Regions from separate parts of the Homo sapiens genome. Here region 2 is linked to region 1. The links are chromatin loops, found by intact Hi-C in ENCODE. Cell type or tissue: HepG2. All regions are shown on one strand. Each heading gives the region's core, and the rest is flanking DNA. Links, peaks and the distances in the headings are about the cores only.

The links. A loop is a pair of places that touch in the nucleus more often than their neighbours do. Peaks named below come from ENCODE experiments on the same cell type or tissue, not always from the same donor. Only the 100,000 strongest peaks of a DNase experiment are listed, where the experiment ranks them.
Region 2: it touches region 1 in a loop (9-fold over the local background); 6 of 110 quality-filtered maps call a loop at or near these places.

What each region holds. Positions count from the first base shown.
Region 1 is chr15:80,851,877-80,860,288 of GRCh38, forward strand. All of the region lies in intron 1 of CEMIP (cell migration inducing hyaluronidase 1), which reads left to right. Among named protein-coding and RNA genes, the nearest start is that of MIR549A, 14 kb to the left of the region's middle. In HepG2, for the core only: a CTCF peak has its summit at 4,710 (motif pointing left); DNase peaks (open chromatin) are centred at 4,775 and 5,265.
Region 2 is chr15:80,801,360-80,809,771 of GRCh38, forward strand. The region is part of intron 1 of CEMIP (cell migration inducing hyaluronidase 1); the gene reads left to right. Among named protein-coding and RNA genes, the nearest start is that of CEMIP, 26 kb to the left of the region's middle. In HepG2, for the core only: no CTCF peak of the experiment used is centred there; a DNase peak (open chromatin) is centred at 3,842.

The DNA of each region.
Region 1 (8,412 bases), core at 88-8,087:
AGAAAGACTATCCTGGCAGCAGTGTAGGCGATGGACTGGAAGGAGGAGGAGACTGGAGATGGGCTGACCATCAGGAGGCCACCGTGAATGTCAGGATAGAGAGGTCCTCCTGCACTGAAGAGATGATGAGGAAGTAGAAGACTGTGGGTAGAACTTCAAGGGGGACAGGTTGAGTTCACGAGCAAGAGTGAGAGGAGGCAAACTTTGCAGGGCAGGAAGGAGTGCTTGATTGAGAGTTCACTGCTGTCTTCTGATGGAACTGTTTGTTCCTTGGAACAGCAGAGTAGTGAGAAAATGCAGTGGCTTGAAATTCTGATAACTGGGACCCTGGAACAGAAGTACCACTTGCTGATTATGTGAATTTGGACAAATCACTTAACCTCTGAGATGTGGTGGGAGTTAAACCATGTAGTAAGCAGATAGCCTGATACCTGGCACACAGAAGGCCCTTGAAGTGTAACATTTACATCAGAATCAGAACCTTTTTGGATTCCATGGCTACTTCCAATGTGTGTGTGTGTTTTTTTTTTAAGTGGAGAGGTACGATTACTAACCAGTAGGAGCAACAATATTATTCTAGGTTGGTGCAAAAGTAATTGCATTTTTGCTGTTACTTTTAATAGTTGCGTATCGAAGACAGCATTTGCTTTTATGGCATCGGAAACATTCTGACTCAGCTTACTGACATTTCCTCTGCCATCATCTTCTTTCATACTGAAATGTGGTTTAAAATATATATATATATCATTTCTTCCCATTCAAAGAAGGGTTTATGCCTCTGCTTTCATGTCCCAACATACTTTGAGAGATAGTCTCACCCCCTCCCTTTTCCTCTTTTATGCCAGGACCCTGGAGAACAGCCAGGTAAGGTGGTGCTTATCTCATTTTCAGTCCTGAAGGAGGAGGAAGATCAAGTGTGTGCAGCGTTAAGTGTCTGGAAGGCGTTTATTTGATTTTCAGCTTGTCTTTGTTCCAACATGGATTGAATGGTAAATACAGGAAAGTAGCTCCCAATAGGCGCCTGAATAGCTGAGGGGCAAAATGTCCCGGTGGCCCACACCCACATGTACCATCATCATGAGTCCTTCAAGCCTGCACAGCTCACTCCTGTCCAGCCCTGGGATACCAGGTGAGTCAGGAGAATGACTTCCTCTGTTCTTACAAAGTCCTGGCCACCAGAGATGGTACTGTTAGCACAGGAGAGACATTGAGAATAGGGTAGAAATCTATGCAGAAAAGTGTTTGTTGTGGCTGAGAGTTCCAATGCCCATTTAAGACCCTGGGAGAAAAAAGTCAGATCACTCATGTATGGGCTGAAGAACTAAGACTTTTGGTTGCAAGTAAGAGAAACCAAGTTGAGCTACATTTAGTCAAATGGAAAGGGGGGAAAAGCATGGGGTTTGGATTTATGATAAGGACATAGGGAGTGTCTCCTAGCTTCAAAGGCAGGAATAAAGCCAGGCCGCAAGAAGGGACTGGAACCAGGAGAAAAATAATCAGCCCAGCTTTGGTCCTTTGTGCCTCTGGTCCAGTCTGTTTCGTCTGGGAGTCAGAAATCTTGCTGAACAAGCGTGACTCTAGGAGGTCCATTTTGTGAAAGGGCAGATCACAGAGAGGGCTCTGGAACAAAGTGGAGACCCTGGCTCAAGGCAGAGATTTGGGAAGCCCTACAATATGGTGGTCTTTGAAGCCCTAAGAAGGGAATTGACCCAATTCAAATGGCATGGATCTCATAGTAAGAGGTAGGACTACTTGAGAGAGAAGATCAAAACAGAGAGATTAGATTCCAAGGGCTCTAGAACAAAGCTCTAAGGGCGAGCATTGTTTTCTCATCTCTCTGCTCCCACAACCCCACTTCCCAGACTTAAGGACAATGGTGTATACATAAGAAGGGCTGAATAAACATATAGGTTGAATGGCATAGAACAGACACTTTTATAGATCAAGACATGGACGATTTTGTATTGTTCAACCTAATATGTGATGCACGAGCATTGAGTTGAATTGAGACCTTGCTTTGAACCTTTGTTATGGGACCTTGGGGCAAGTCATGGTCTTGATGGTTTTTAAGGTTATTCCTTGGACCCAGGTGCTGGAAGCACAACTTCCAAATGTAATACCCAGAAGCAAACTGACAGAGGCAGGAACAAGCTGGAGTCAGAGAGATCTGTGTTCAGATTCCAACCAGGCACTGTCCCCTGGGCCTCTGCAGGCCCTCAGTGAGCCAGCGAGGCCTGCCCTGAGATGACAGTGCTACCTCCTCTCTCTGCCAGGACCACTTTCTCTCATTTTATGGAGAAAATCAAGGAATAACTTTTTCCAACTGAAGCCTCTGGAAGATCTTAGGCAACACGGCCGACTAGAGCTGAACCTAGGCCAGCATCCTGGGCCACAGCTCAGCTCTGCAAATGTAGCCAGAGCCTGAGGCGGGGGCTCTTCTCCCTGCCTGGCAACTTCTCCTGGCTATAAACCAAGCGTGGGCTGCAGCTCCTGGGAGACCAGGCTGAAGGCCCAGGAGATGCTTCAGGCAATTTGCAGTTGCTCCCTTGAATTCCATTTTTAACAGCATCTGTAGGGCAGGGAACGCAAGGCTGACCTGTGAGCCTGGTGTCCTGACTTCTCAGGGCAAGACTCTTTCAAAAGTATTTCTTGAGCATCCACATTTGTTTTCAGCAAATCAGTCTCTGCTCTGCCCTTTTGAAGAACACAGCTAACAATGGAAAACAACTTTTATGTAAGAGAGTTAACTGCAAACCGGGTGCTTTCCTAAGCATTTTGTATATGTTATCTCTTTGAATCCTCTCGAAACCTCAATTAGGCAGAAGATACTTAATAGCCTTATAAGCTAGACAGGAATCTTAGCCTAAAAATGCAAAGGGAAGTCCTGGGGAGGGAAAGGAGAAAACCAGGAAGAGGAAAAATAAATCCACGAGATAATGTTGTAAAATATAATGAAGCCATACCTATTTTAAAAAAACCCACAGAAATTTCCCAGACCTGGAGAGCCACTAAGTGGCACATGCAGGGGTCAAACTATGTCTATGGTGGCTCATGCCTGAATCCCAGCCCTTTGGGAGGCCGAGGCAGGAGGATCACTTCAGTCCAGGAGTTCAAGACCAGCCTGGGCAACAGGACATAGTGAGAATAAACAAATTAAAAAATTAGCTCGGCATGGTGGTGTGTGCCTGTAGTCCTAGCCACTCAGGTGGCTGAGATGGAAGGATCGCTTGAGTACAGGGGTTTGAGGCTGCAGTGAGATGTGATCATGCCACTGCACTGAAGCTCTTTGAGACAGAGTGAGACACCATCTCAAAAAATAAATAAATAAAAATAAAAGTCAAAGCTCCTCCTCACCAACATATAGTAACATTTATGGAACACATGCTTACCTCACTCTTCCTCAAAACTGCTGTTTGAGGAAGGTCCTGTTGTCACCAGCATCTTTCAGATGAAGAAGCTGCAGAACAGGGAGGTACCAGAACTTGCACACAGCAGATGAGTGGTGGAACTGGGAACTGAGCCGAGGACACCTGCCTCCAAAGCATCTTGTTGGGTTGGAGAAGGACAGTGGCAAACACAGCTCGTTCTCACTGCATTTTGGTAGCAAAGTTGTGCCTTCTTTTTTTTTTTCTTTTTCTTTTTTTTCTTTTTTGAGATGGAATCTCACTGTTCCCAGGCTGGAGTGCAGTGGCACGATCTCGGCTTACTGCAACTTCTGCCTCCTGGGTTCAAGCTCCTGCCTCCTGGGTTCAGCTCCTGTCTCGGCCTCCCAAGTAGCTGGGACCATAGGCATATGCCACCACACTTGGCTAATTTTTGCGTTTTTAGTAGAGACGGGGTTTTGCCATGTTGGCCAGGCTAGTCTCGAACTCCTGTCCTCAAGAGATCTGCCTGCCTCAGCCTCTGAAAGTGCTGGGATTACAGGTGTGAGCCACCGCACCCAGCCCGTGCCTTCTTTTTGCTCCCAAATCCCATTTTATTGGAGTTCCCTGAAGCAGTCATAGTAAGGCAGTTGTGTAGTAGAGCATATTAATGCAATTGGATATTTCTTTGCCATTCTAGGAAATTATCTACTGATACACACAGCAACGTAGGTGAATCCCAAAAACATGCTGAGTGAAAGAAACCTTGTACAAAGGTCTACATACTGGATCATTCCATTTACATGAAGTCCTAGCAGAGGCAAAGTGAATCTATGGAATGTTTCTGGTATTTCTCACTTAGAAGAGTGGTTGCCTCTTGTTGGAATTGACTGGGAAGGGGATGAGGGAACTTTCTGGGGTGATGATAATGTTCTGGACATTCCTGGGGATCTGGGTTTCAGAGACATATGCATTTGTCAAAACTCAACAAGTGTGCATTTTAGGTTTGTGTGTTTTATTTACATGTAAAATTTCCCTCAAAAGATGAAAAAAAGAATATGGAACTCTAGTTAATAATATGCAGGCTGAAGTGTTTAAGGGGAAATGTGGACGGTGGTGTCTTCACTTTACTGTGAAATGCATCCAAAGACTGAGATTGATTTCTGGATGGATAGATGGATGTGCAATAACACAGCAAAATGTTACTGGTAGCATCTAGGTTGCACTGTATTAGTGTTCACTGTGAGATTCTTTCAACTTGGCTGTGTGTTTGAAAATTTTCATAGCAAAATGTTGGGTTGGAGGGGAAAGCGATTATGTGGAATCCTGGGGTCCCCTAGTGGTGAGTTAGGGGTCCCGGAGCTCAGGATTGCAAGCTGAGATTATGCAGTCAGGAACTGTCATCCTTACATATCTCTGTCACAGCTCCCTGGCCCTGGGTAAGCACTAAAATATGCATTTTCCTGGGTCTCACTTTAGAGAGAGAATACTGAGGCCCAGGGAAGGTCTGCCAAGGTCTCCCAGGACTAGAACCTAGGACTCCCTGTTTCTGGCCTCTCCTCCCAGCTAGCTTTATCAGAACCCATTTTCTTCCACAGAACAGGGCCTTTTGTTCTATAGCCCAGGGCTGTAAATTTCACCTGCGTGCAGGGATCCAGGTAACTGATCCCATCACAATGAGCCGGTGGCACCCAGGGCAGTAAAACAGGCCTATGCGTTAGAACCCCACCTGCCAGTGGCTTCCTGTAGGTGTATTTGAAGTAGTAGGAAACCAGAGTGGTTTCTACAAATAAATAACCCAGGAAAAGACAAGCCTCTCAGATCAAAGAAGGACTCTGGCCCAAACTTGAACTAAAATCAAGCGTGCTCTTTCGACTCCACTCTGGCTGGGCAGAGGGAGGAGTAGAGAAAGTCTATCTGCTGTGCAAACATTCCCTGTCTCTGCCCTTCCTGGGTTTGTGTGAGCCTGAGAACAGGAGCCCGGGAGGAAGGCTGCACTCTCTGAACTGCTGCCAGGCCCTGCCTCATGACATTCCAGCCTGGCTTCCAGGCACAGCAGGTGCCAACAAATTGGCCTCTTGTGTGTCCGAGCCTAAGGGGCTCATTCATGGGCTGCACGCCTGTCTCAGGGCTCTCATGTAAGCCCTCTAGGGCCCCCAGCTCTTTGAGGAAATTTCATGGCATCCTCTGTGTTTCTTGGCCCTACTGGTTAATATTAATGCTTCCCAGGGGAAAGGAAGGAGAATGGAAAGAGATGCACAGAAGCCAGCAGTTCTGACTCCTTTCACGGTGGGGAAGGATGAGGGCAGAAGGTGTCTTAGAGCAGAGGAAGGACCCTTAGAAGTTGAAGTTTGCAAACTTCACCGTGCACATTAGTCACTGAGGATTGCCAGTCAGTGGCCTGGGGCAAGACCTCTGGTTTCTAACAGGCTCTTGGGTGATGCTGATGTTGCTGGTCCCTTGACCACACTCTGAGTAGCATCACCAACGGCCAAATCCCTCCCGTCATGAAGTTAATGGACAATAAGCAAACCCATTAGTGAATATATGATTATAAACTGTGTGAAGAAAATAACCAGGATGCTACAAAGGGTATTGAGGCAGGGACCTTCAGATGGGAAGAAGATGGTAGGAAAAGCATCTGTAAGAACAGGACTTTAGACTGGGACCTGAGGGTGAGTGGAGTAGGGAAAGCATTCCCGGCAGTAGGAGCAGCATGTGAAAAGTCCCTGGGGCAGAATCAAGCTTGGCATCTTCAAGGAAATGACAGAGAGGCCCATGTTGCATGGGTGGAGACTGGCATGAGATGAGGCTGGAGAAGGGTCAGGCCACACAGGGCTGGATAAAGGGCTCTGACTTCATTCTTGGTGTGATGGGAAGCCCTTGGAGGATTTTAAGCAAAAATGTGCCACGATTCATGCTGGTGGGTCTGTGGAAGATGGATTGGGATAAGGTGGGGAGTAGGCTGGTGGGTGGTTCTTGCATAGTCCTTCATGAAATAGTCGTCAACCTTAGTGGTAGTAAAGATTTTCATTCTTTCCAATGTGGGTCACATTTTCTAGGAAACTGCATGTTTTGGGGACATGATACAATTGAGGAAAATAAGTATTCTTTTCCGATAAAGTAATGTAAGGCCTCATTAATTAAATAAACGCTTTATGAGAGCAAAAAGACTTGGAAAGAATTAACCTTTGGCTGGGCTTGGTGGCTCACGCCTGTAATCCCAGCACTTTGGGAGGCCAAGGCGGATGGATCACCTGAGGTCAGGAGTTCAAGAGCAGCCTGACCAACATGGAGAAACCTGGTCTCTACTAAAAAAAAAAAAAAAAATACAAAATTAGCTGGGTGTGGTGGCACATGCCTGTAATACCAGCTACTCAGGAGGCTGAGGCAGGAGAATCCCTTGAACCTGGGAGGCAGAGGTTTCAGTGAGCCAAGGTTGCGCCATTGCACTCCAGCCTGAGCAACAAGAGCGAAACTCCATCTCAAAAAAAAAAGAAAAAAAGAACTAATCTTCATCTTTCCTTCTCCTTTTGGCTTCTTATTAGTTAGGGTTGTTTCCATAGTGAATGTCAAAAACACAATTCAAACTGGCTTAAATGAAAAAGGAACTTTGTTGGCTCATGCAATTGAAAGTCCAGGGATAGTAGTAGCTTCAGGCATAATTGGGTCTTGGTGCTCAAGTATTAGCTTTCTCCATCTCTAGGCTCCACATTCCCCTGTGCAAGCTTCACTCTTAGAGAGGCTCTCTCAATATAGAGGCAAGGGTGGCCCCAGCAACTCCAGGCTTGCCAACCACAGTGGGATGAGATCCAGCTTTCCCAGTAGTTCCAGCCAATGTCCCTTTTTTTTGACTTGGGTCAACTGAACATCCCTGCACCAATCACAGCAGCCAGGGGAATGGATCTATTCATTGGCCAGGCCGGGTCACATATCTACCTTAGGAGCAAGGCGAGTGGGTCAGCCCCCATTGAGCTACATGGACTGAGAGTAAAGGGAAAGATGGCTGCAAAGGAAGATCTAGGGGCTGAATTCGGGAGCAGGAGATGAAACTCACAAACATCCTCTGTGGGCTCCTCATTCATTTTGAATGTAGCACCTTCTCCCATCAATCATTAAGGCTGGTTCCAGTTCATCACCTTTTGTTCTAAACCTGTGTCTGGATCTTGCCTCTCCTGAAGACATCTAGTTCTGGGAGCAGGAGGCATCTTGCTGGCAATGATGCCCTATCTGTCCCATCTCTCCTGCTGCTCCCAGCAGACTATGCCTTTGCCCAGGTCAGAAGGCCTTTGCCCCACAAGGCCCTTGTTTCCAGTTTCAAGGATGCCTCTAGTTCACAGTCCACATGCCGGAAGGCAATGATGGGCCTACCCTGGGTCTAAACACAGATCTCAATCCATGGCATCTGTGCTAACTCCAGGTAGACAGTATCAGAATCGAATGGATTATAGAGCACCTAGTTATTGTGCACCAAGAACTGGAGAATTGCTTGGTTTGAAAATCCCTTGCACATTTAGTGGTCGGAAGTATTGGGATAGTGGAGGGAAAAAGCAGTTTTTCCTTTAGTTGGTGGAGAGAAGTAAACACGTTTTCCCCTTTCTGCTGTACCTCTAGAAGGGTTTTACCTGCATCAGAATCTTTCAGGGTGTCTGGCAGGGGTGCACATGCAGATTACTGAGTCCTGCCCCAGATCCACAGTCAGAACCCAAAGGGTAGGGTGGATCTGCCTGCTTGTCAAGCTCTGCAGAGTATTCTCCCTGTCTCCCACTCATACACAGGCACACACGCACACACACATACACACACAGGGACACGCATACACATTTTCTAGACCTTTCCAGCTCAGGTTGTTGGCTCCGCCTGCTTTCAAGGCCTCTGGATGAGTCTCTCCAGTGCTTCATTCCCCCTGTTCCTTCATTTAATTTGGAAAGTGGGTGCTTTAGAATTACACTTCTATCATACAAAAGTAGTTTGAACAGACAAAACAGAGCCACACATAGAACCACTCCAATAGCAGCTAACATTTTCCAGGATCTTCTGGTTTTGAGAA
Region 2 (8,412 bases), core at 132-8,131, 50 kb before region 1:
GGCTAGCTCTCAATTCAGTGGATGAGGGTGACTGGACCATGCGTCTCTCATCACCCAGTAGACTAGCCTGGGTTTGTTCTCGAGGTGACTGATGCTGTTCTGTGAGAGAGAAGGAAAGCATGCATGGCCTCTGGAGGCCTGGATCTCAAAACCCAATGGCACACCAGCACTTCTGCTGCTTTCTTTTGGCTGAAGCCAGGTCAGTTCATGTTCAAGGGGAGGAGATTTAGACTCTACCTTTTAATGGGAGAAGCTGCATAGTTACATTGCAAAAGACAAGGATCTGAGGGGAGGAGAGAAGGATGAGTGGAATGGTTGATTGATTTTTGTGATCAATCCACCACACCCACCTTTGATAGAGGTACTTACTCTGTAGTACAATTGGCCTTCCATACTGTGGGTTCCATACCTATAGATTCAACCAATTGCAAACTGAAAATATTTGAAATATGTTTGCATCTGCACTGAACATGTACAGACTATTTTTCTTGTCCTTACAGGATAATAATACGGGATAACAACTATTGACAAAGCATTTACATTGTATTAGGTATTATAAGTAATCTAGAGATGATTTAAAGTATACAGGAGGATGTATGTATGTTATATGCAAATACTACACTCTTTTATATTAGGGACTTGAGCATCTGGAGAGTGTGGTATCTGAGGGAGTTCCTGGAACTAATGTGCAGATGCCAAGGGACAACTGTACTATTGTACTTGGAAGTACTCATGGGGTCATATTGCATTGTTTCTTTGAGTCCTAATTCTGCCAACATGGCCTGGTGCTTGCATTAATCAGCTTTCTAATCTCTGAGTAACAAGGCACAGTAACAAGGAGCAGTAACAAGGCACAGGGCTGGCACCTGAGAGTGGAGGTACCCAGGAGGCAGACACCATAAGGCGGGAAAGGGACATATGTACAGAATCATGGCTGCATGTCCTGAAGCCTGGCTTAAGCCATCAACGGCTGCTGGGCAGGGGCCAAAGCCCTGTTATCCCTTTCGCCCTTCCTGATGGCTCTGCCTCTGCCTTCAGCTGGGCGTGGGCAGGCCCCACCCACCGAGGCTCCAGCCCTTACCCACAGTGTCAGCAATGCAGCCTCCAGAGGATGTGCTCAGGCCCTGCCCACACACCCGGATGTTGACAGGGGCATGACTCCAGCGCCAGCTCTAATGGATGGTCTCATCGCTTTTAAAATAATGACCATGGGGCGTGGGCTGGCGAGAGCAGTGACATCACTTTCCTGCAATTCTGGGTCAGTTCCTGCTGCTTTTCTCTGTATGTTTGAATGACTGAAATAAATCTATTGGTTGGATATATTTCCTGGAAGACTTCTGACATGTTCACATGCCTATCTTGGAATGTGGTCAGGAGAGCAATGGCTTTGGACTTAGAGGTCCTGGGTTCAAGATTCTGCTACTAGCTTGCTGTATGAACTTGGACTAGCAACTTAACTTCTCCAGGCCTGTGTTTTCTCATTTGTACAATGATGGGAGGAATACCCTTGGTTTTGTAAAGGAATGGTGAGGACGAACTGGGATCTCTTGTCAGAGACACTGTCTTAGTCAGTTTGGGCTGCTATAACAAAGTTCCACAGATTAGGTGGCTTGTTAACAGCAGAAATATATTTCTCACAGTTCTGGAGGCTAGAAGTCCAAGCTCAGGATGCCAGCATGGTTGGGCTCTGGAGGGCTCCTAAACACCATTATTCTTCATTCACGCTTCTCAGAGCCCTAAGGAAGAGAGTGATTCCTCAGCTCAATTGTGAACTGCTCCTGCCACTCTGTACTTCCTCGTGTAAAGAAACCAGACTTTACATCATGGGTGACCACTCCCGCAGAGTTGTACAGAACCTCCCTTGGGGCCACAGGATGGCTGGATTCTGTCCCCTCATATACAAGGAGGTTATTGGGACAGCATTTCTCCCTAGAACAAGAGTGTATATTTCAGAAAGCTATGGATGACTTCCCATGGTCATCAGATCACTAGGCAGGAATGCTATTCTCCTGATAGATGTGTGGAAAGTATTCAATTCAATTTTGACCCAAAGTTCTAGGCACTGGATTAAGAAATGCCAAACCCAAAACGTTTAACTTTAGAATTAAAAAAAAAATGAAAAAGAATCTTAGAAGCAGCAAAATATTATAATGGAAAGTTCCCTGGACGGGAAGACAAGGTGGTGAAGATGACAATGATGATGCTGATGGCCAGACACCGTGATGAGTATTTGCATTCATTATCTCCTTTAGACTTCCCAACAGCTCCATGCAGTTGGTTCTAGACCATCCAGATTATCTAGCTGAGAAAAAAAGGGTCTGAGAGAGGTTAAGCAACGGTTCTACAGACACATAGCTAATCTGTGGCGTGGAAGAGATCTGCTGTCTGAGCTCAAGTCTGTCTTGGGCTCCAGACCCACAGGTCTCTACTTTGCCTCTGACTCATTTTCTGTTGTGGGTAAATGGCTGTCTTTGGACTGCAATGATCCCATCTGGAATATAAATCAGATGGACCCTGTATTATTCTGTTCTCATGCTGCTAATAAAGACAAACTCGAGACTGGATAATTTCTAAAGAAAAGAGATTTAATGGACTCACAGTTCCACAGCTGGGGAGGCCTCACAATGATGGTGAAAGGCAAAGGAGAAGCAAAGGCACATGTTGCATGCCAGCAGGCAAGAGAGCTTGTGCAGGGGAACTCCCCTTTATAAAACCATCAGATCTTGCGATACTTATTCACTTTCAAGAGAACAGCACCGGAAAGACCTGCCCCCATGATTCAGTTACCTCCCACCAGGTCCCTTTCACAATGCATCGGAATTATGAGAGCTACAATTGAAGATGAGATTTGGGTGGGGACACAGGCAAACCATATCAGACCCCAAGATCTCTTTTCAGCTCTATAGGCTGATCCCTGTGACTTGCATCTTGCAGAAGAAAACAATGGCTTTTCAGTGCCTTTTTTGTAAATAATATGGCTGCATAGTCAGAGAATATGGGAGACAGTGTCTCCTTTATTTTGAAGACATAATTGTGGTTTGGTGGAAAGAGCTCTGGACTAAGAGACAGAAGGCCTAGGTTTTACTTTTAGCTTCAATACCATGTGGCCATGTGACCGGAGGAAGGTTGACTCTTCTGAACTTCAGTTCCTCTACCTGAGAAACAAGAAGCTTGGACTGGACTGGCTCTAGGCTCTTGTCAGCTCTGACATCTGGGCAAGGATGCCAGGTGCCTCACCTACTGCTCCAGATGTCCCAGGAGAGGTTTCCATGCAGGATTTCAACTTGCTGAAAGCACGTGCGTCTTTCCTAATGAATGACTGGGATTCCTTCACAGGTGAAAATCTCTAAACCTCTGGGAAAGTCTGTAATGTCACAGCAAACTCATCTTCTTTGTATGATAAAACCGAGGTCTTTCCTCTGGTTGATGATAAGGGGAGACAGAGTTCTTGTCATAGTACTTGAACTAGGGGACAAGCAAAAGGGCCACATAGGAAAGGCTTTTGGTTGTTGCTTAATAAAAGCAACAATAAGGTTTTGGAAAGGCTTTAATTCATCGCTCATGTAGAAGGTAGCCGGGCCTGAATTTCTAGAAGATCCAAAGCTGGGAGCAAGTCACATGGCTGCACGGAGAACTACCATGGCCACCCTGGAACTGCACGTTTTCCCCTTTGTGCATTTAGCTAGCACGAGAGGGCCCCAATTCCTGTATCAACACCTATCCTCCCACCAGGTCTCACAACCACATGAAAGCAGGAGAGGCGGATTTATGCCTTAACAGCCCCCAAAACAAGCTTTGTGCACTGATAAAATCAGTGGCTGGCTTAGAGATCACATCAGCCCTGGAGAAACTGCTTCATGATTTGACAAGGCTGCTAAAGGCTGTTTGCATTCTGTGAGTCAGGTCCGAAGCAAAAGGAATACACAGAAGAAGATGATTATGAGTGTTTTGAAAACCTGCCCCTTCCTGCCCGCCCGGGACAATATTTACAAAGCAGACATGCAAACAAGCAGACCTTCTTTTCAGGTTTAAATTGCCTACTGAGCCAGGCGGTTCCCGTGCTGGGGTGCTTGCCCAGCACTAAGTTAGGTGTTTAAAAAACGCATTTGCCAGCCAGCTGCCTGCCTTCCCTTTGGTGGTTACCGTGTGGTTAGGAAGCTCAGGAGTAGTGTTGTTCTTACCTGAGTAAGATACAGACTCTTTTTAAGGGAAAACATTCCCAAGGATGTCTACTGTTGAATTAATTAACTTTATTATTATGTTATTTAAATATATACAAACATAAAACTAGGTATAAATTCCTCAGCTTATAGTTCTTACACATCTATAAATCTAAAACAAATTTACAAATGATATGCAAACAAAACTCTAACATGAATCAAATTTAAATTGCTTACATAAACTTGATATGCCAAATCTACCAATGTTGGGCTTCACAGGAAAAAGTTTTATCTCTCCATTTTGCATTTCACTTGTTTTGGTCTCAGCTTATTTAATTTTGTGTATAAAGGACCATTGTTTGAGTCATCCTGTGTCACTTTTTCCCACTTTTTAACACTGAACTCATTGGGACATGAATTTATTATTTTATTAAGCTGGTTGCTTTAAAAGGAAATCTCCCAATACCTTACACTAAAAGAAATTTCAATTGCTGGTTAATGGAATATTCTACACTCTGTATTTATGTACTGGTAATGAATAACTGAAAGCTGGTGAGGGCAAAGACAAGGTATGTAAAATGCGTTTGTGAGCAACCAGAATATCTTATAACACATTTTATTGGGGAGGCTGGCATGCCCATACCAACGTATGTCATGTGATGACTCAGTTCTTCTACCACTTAATTCTAATTACTGTGAAAACTTTCGAGGTGCCTAGGTATTGTTTGACCTTGACTTGGTCCAAGGTATTCACTAATGCAGATGGCGTTGAAATTGTGTGCAGCACTTCATTACAAGGGCTTATCCAGTTGATCTAGAAGAAAGGCTTGTATGACAGAGCCCTTGAGACTATGTCCATAGGAGTCTTTGGACCCCAGTTCTGAAAAATATTCTGGAGAGAAGCTCATGGTGAGCGCTCATAGAAGAAAAAGGTCTCCTTGCAATATGGGATGACCCAAGAGAATAATTTTCTTCCAGGAACCAGGAAAGAGGAAATGGGGATGAATTTGTCCATTTGATCATTTATTCACTAAATATGTGTGAAATCCCACCTGTTTTACATACCTAGCAGAGGGGATGGGGAAAGGGTCATGGTAAAATTAAGTATAATTGCTCCCCTGGACAGCTGATTGAGAGAGTTTGAAAAGCTCTTTGAAATTGCTTTCTGAACTAGATTATAAGCTCCAGAAGAAAAATAATCTCTAACCTTTGGAGTTATGCCACACTTTATGCATAGCGTTATCCTGTTTGATCATCTGCTCACTTTCCAGTTTTCTTTTCAAATGACCTCCGTCTATTTCTGGGAATTAAATCCTAAGACGGATAAAAATTTGCCACTTTTAAGCACAGTCTTGAGGATGTGCTGAAGGCTTTAAGGTCCCTAGCTCCTCCAGAGGGTGTGTTAGATGAGATAATCATCTGCATGTCTAAGTTCTGCTGCGTTTAAGATAGAAGAGCCTCAGCTTACAACACAAAGCAACACAAGAAATAGTGCATGGAAGTCAATCGGTGATCAATGTCAAATCAGTGTCAGAAACAAAAAGTATTATGAGTTTGGGTGAGAGACTAAAATTGTGGGCTGGGCTTTCTTAAAACAGGTTTAAAGAAAAGGTGGGACTAGACGTAGGATAGGTGAGAAATAAATTGTAGACAGTAGGGAAAGGGGCATTTGAGGTTAAAGGAAGAGTAGAGACAAAGTATCTAGAGAGGATTTTTTTTTTTTTTTTTTGAGACAGGGTCTCGTTCTGTCACCAAGGCTAGAGTGCAGTGGCACAATCATAGCTCACTGCAGCCTCAAATTCCTGGGCTCAAGTGATCCTCCTACTTCAGCCTCCTAAGTAGCTGGGACTACAGGTGCATGCCACTATGCCTGCTAATTAATTTGTATAGAAACAGAGTTTCACTATGCTGTCCAGGCTGGTCTCAAACCACTGGCCTCAAATGATCCTCCTGCCTTGGCCTCCCAAAGTGTTGGGATTACAGACATGAGCCACCACACCTGGCCTGAGGAGAGGATATTTGTAAGAATTAGAGGGAGGATAAGTCTGGAAAGACAGATTGGATCCAAATTTTGGAGGCCTTGGAGGCCAGAACAAGAGTGTGCATGGTACTGTAGTCAGTGGGAGCCACTGGATCAACTGTTGAGGGACAGTAAGACATCATAGCTAAAGGCTGTCTTAAAAACATTGAGTCATCAAAAGGTTAGCAGCCAGCACAGTGGCCTTCATTTAAAACCTTTTCTTTCCATTTCAATATTTCTGTCAGTGCTCTGCCATTGCATTGACATTTACAAAGATCTGTTTGTAGTAGGGGTAGTTTATAGGTTGCTGAGATTGTGTCCTGGTGTTCGTAGGCACCTGTGTGCTCTGTAGAGAGCATGTGTCAGGGAGCACCTGTGTGCTCCTGGACAGGGAGCACTTGTCCGCAGGCTCCTGCTGACAGCGTCCACTTGATCTTCCCTCTCTGTGTCTCCTCTCTCTACCCATTGCAGCCCCTTGCCAAGCTTCATTCTGAATATAATACTTAACCCAGGATTTGTGGGCAGTTTATAAAACTCTTTGACACTTGTGTCACTCTTAGTAACCCTTTGAAGTCAGGAGACTAGGCTAGGTATTTTTCTCTTTATAGATGAAGCTAAGGCTCAATAGGGAGAACTAAGTCATCCAAGATCACCATGGCCTGTTCAGTATCCGGCATGTTAGGAATGGTGAGTGGTGCATAGACGCTGACTGACAAGGAGGCAGACCTGATGCTGGGGATGGCCCACCTGCAGCCTTCCACTGCTGAGACCCTCACAGCTGTAAATGGAAGGTATTACATACAGCGCATCTGCCCCCCACTGCCCCCACTTAGGCAGCTGCATTCTTGAGCTGGGAATATAAACTGGCATCAACCACCCTCCATCCTAACTTCAGGTGGGCAGGCAGGGTTCTAGCAGCACCCATAGAGCTGACCTATGAGATTCAGAGCATCTACCTGTACCACACCTGTGAAAAATAACAAGCCAGGATACAGTGGCATCATCACAGATGAATAAATTATATGAAAAACAACAAACAAAACTTAGGCCCATGAAAATGTTATGGAACAGAAAAGAAGGAAATAACTATAGCATGGAAAGGTAGAGAAAAAAACAACAGAAAAAATTGCTATAGGAAATAGAAGTAGTTTGGGTAGCATCTGCTTTGAACACTCCACAATAAAAAAAAAATCAATTCTATGAAATAAGAGATAACAGGTTCAAGCGAAATAACATATGGGGAAGCCAAAAAAAAAAAAATACCTGTAAAGAAGCCAACAATGGGCTAGGATGGTTTAAAGCAGAAACAGAAAAAATTAGAAAGTAGAACTGACTTTGCTAAAAATTGTCAGTGATTTAATTGATCAACACCATATGCTGTCCCAGAATTGCAGAGAAATAGAAAGAAATGCCAGTGATTGGGGACAAGATGATAAATATGAATGCTCGAGGATGAAGAAACAAGAGTAAGTTATTGATTTTTCTTACATTACCTACTTGTGGTCAGATGTGGGGATTTGCACAGTTTCATATAATGTCCGTGAAAATATCAATTATATTGAAAGATTTAAAAATGGGTACTATATTAAAGCCAGCAATTTCACTTCTGACACCTGATGTTAAAGACTTTATCAGGGAAGAGCACAGGAATGCCTCTACAATAATTTTTATTATAGTGATGTTTATAATAGTGAATAATTGGAAACCTCCCAAATGCCCAGCTGTAGGGGAAAGGTTGAGTCAATTATTGTGTCTCCATATAATGTAATCATACGTAGCTATTTAAAATCTTGCAAAAGAATGTTTATTTATATGGGAAAATGTTCATATTGTGAAGTCAGCATTTGAATCTATCTGAGACGGAGTGCTGCTATTAAATATTTCTTCAATCAACTAGAAGAAAATATAACAATTCAGTTTCTATAAAGTGTGAATTTCCTTTTATGGAATTGTTCTGGATGAAACTGATAGGTTAATTTCATGGTACTACATAACAAATTGCCATACTTAAAACAACACCAAGTTGTTAGTTCACAGTCCTGTGGATAGGAAGCATGGTGCAGAGTGACAGGGTTCTCTACCCATGGTGTCACCAGGCTGAAATCAAGGTGTTGGCCAGGCTTAGGTCTTGTCTAGAGGCTATGGGGGAAAATCCGCTTCTGGGCCCTTTCTTGTAGTTTGCTGAATTCATTTCCTTAAGCTGGTAGGACTGAAGTCCATTTCCATGTTTGT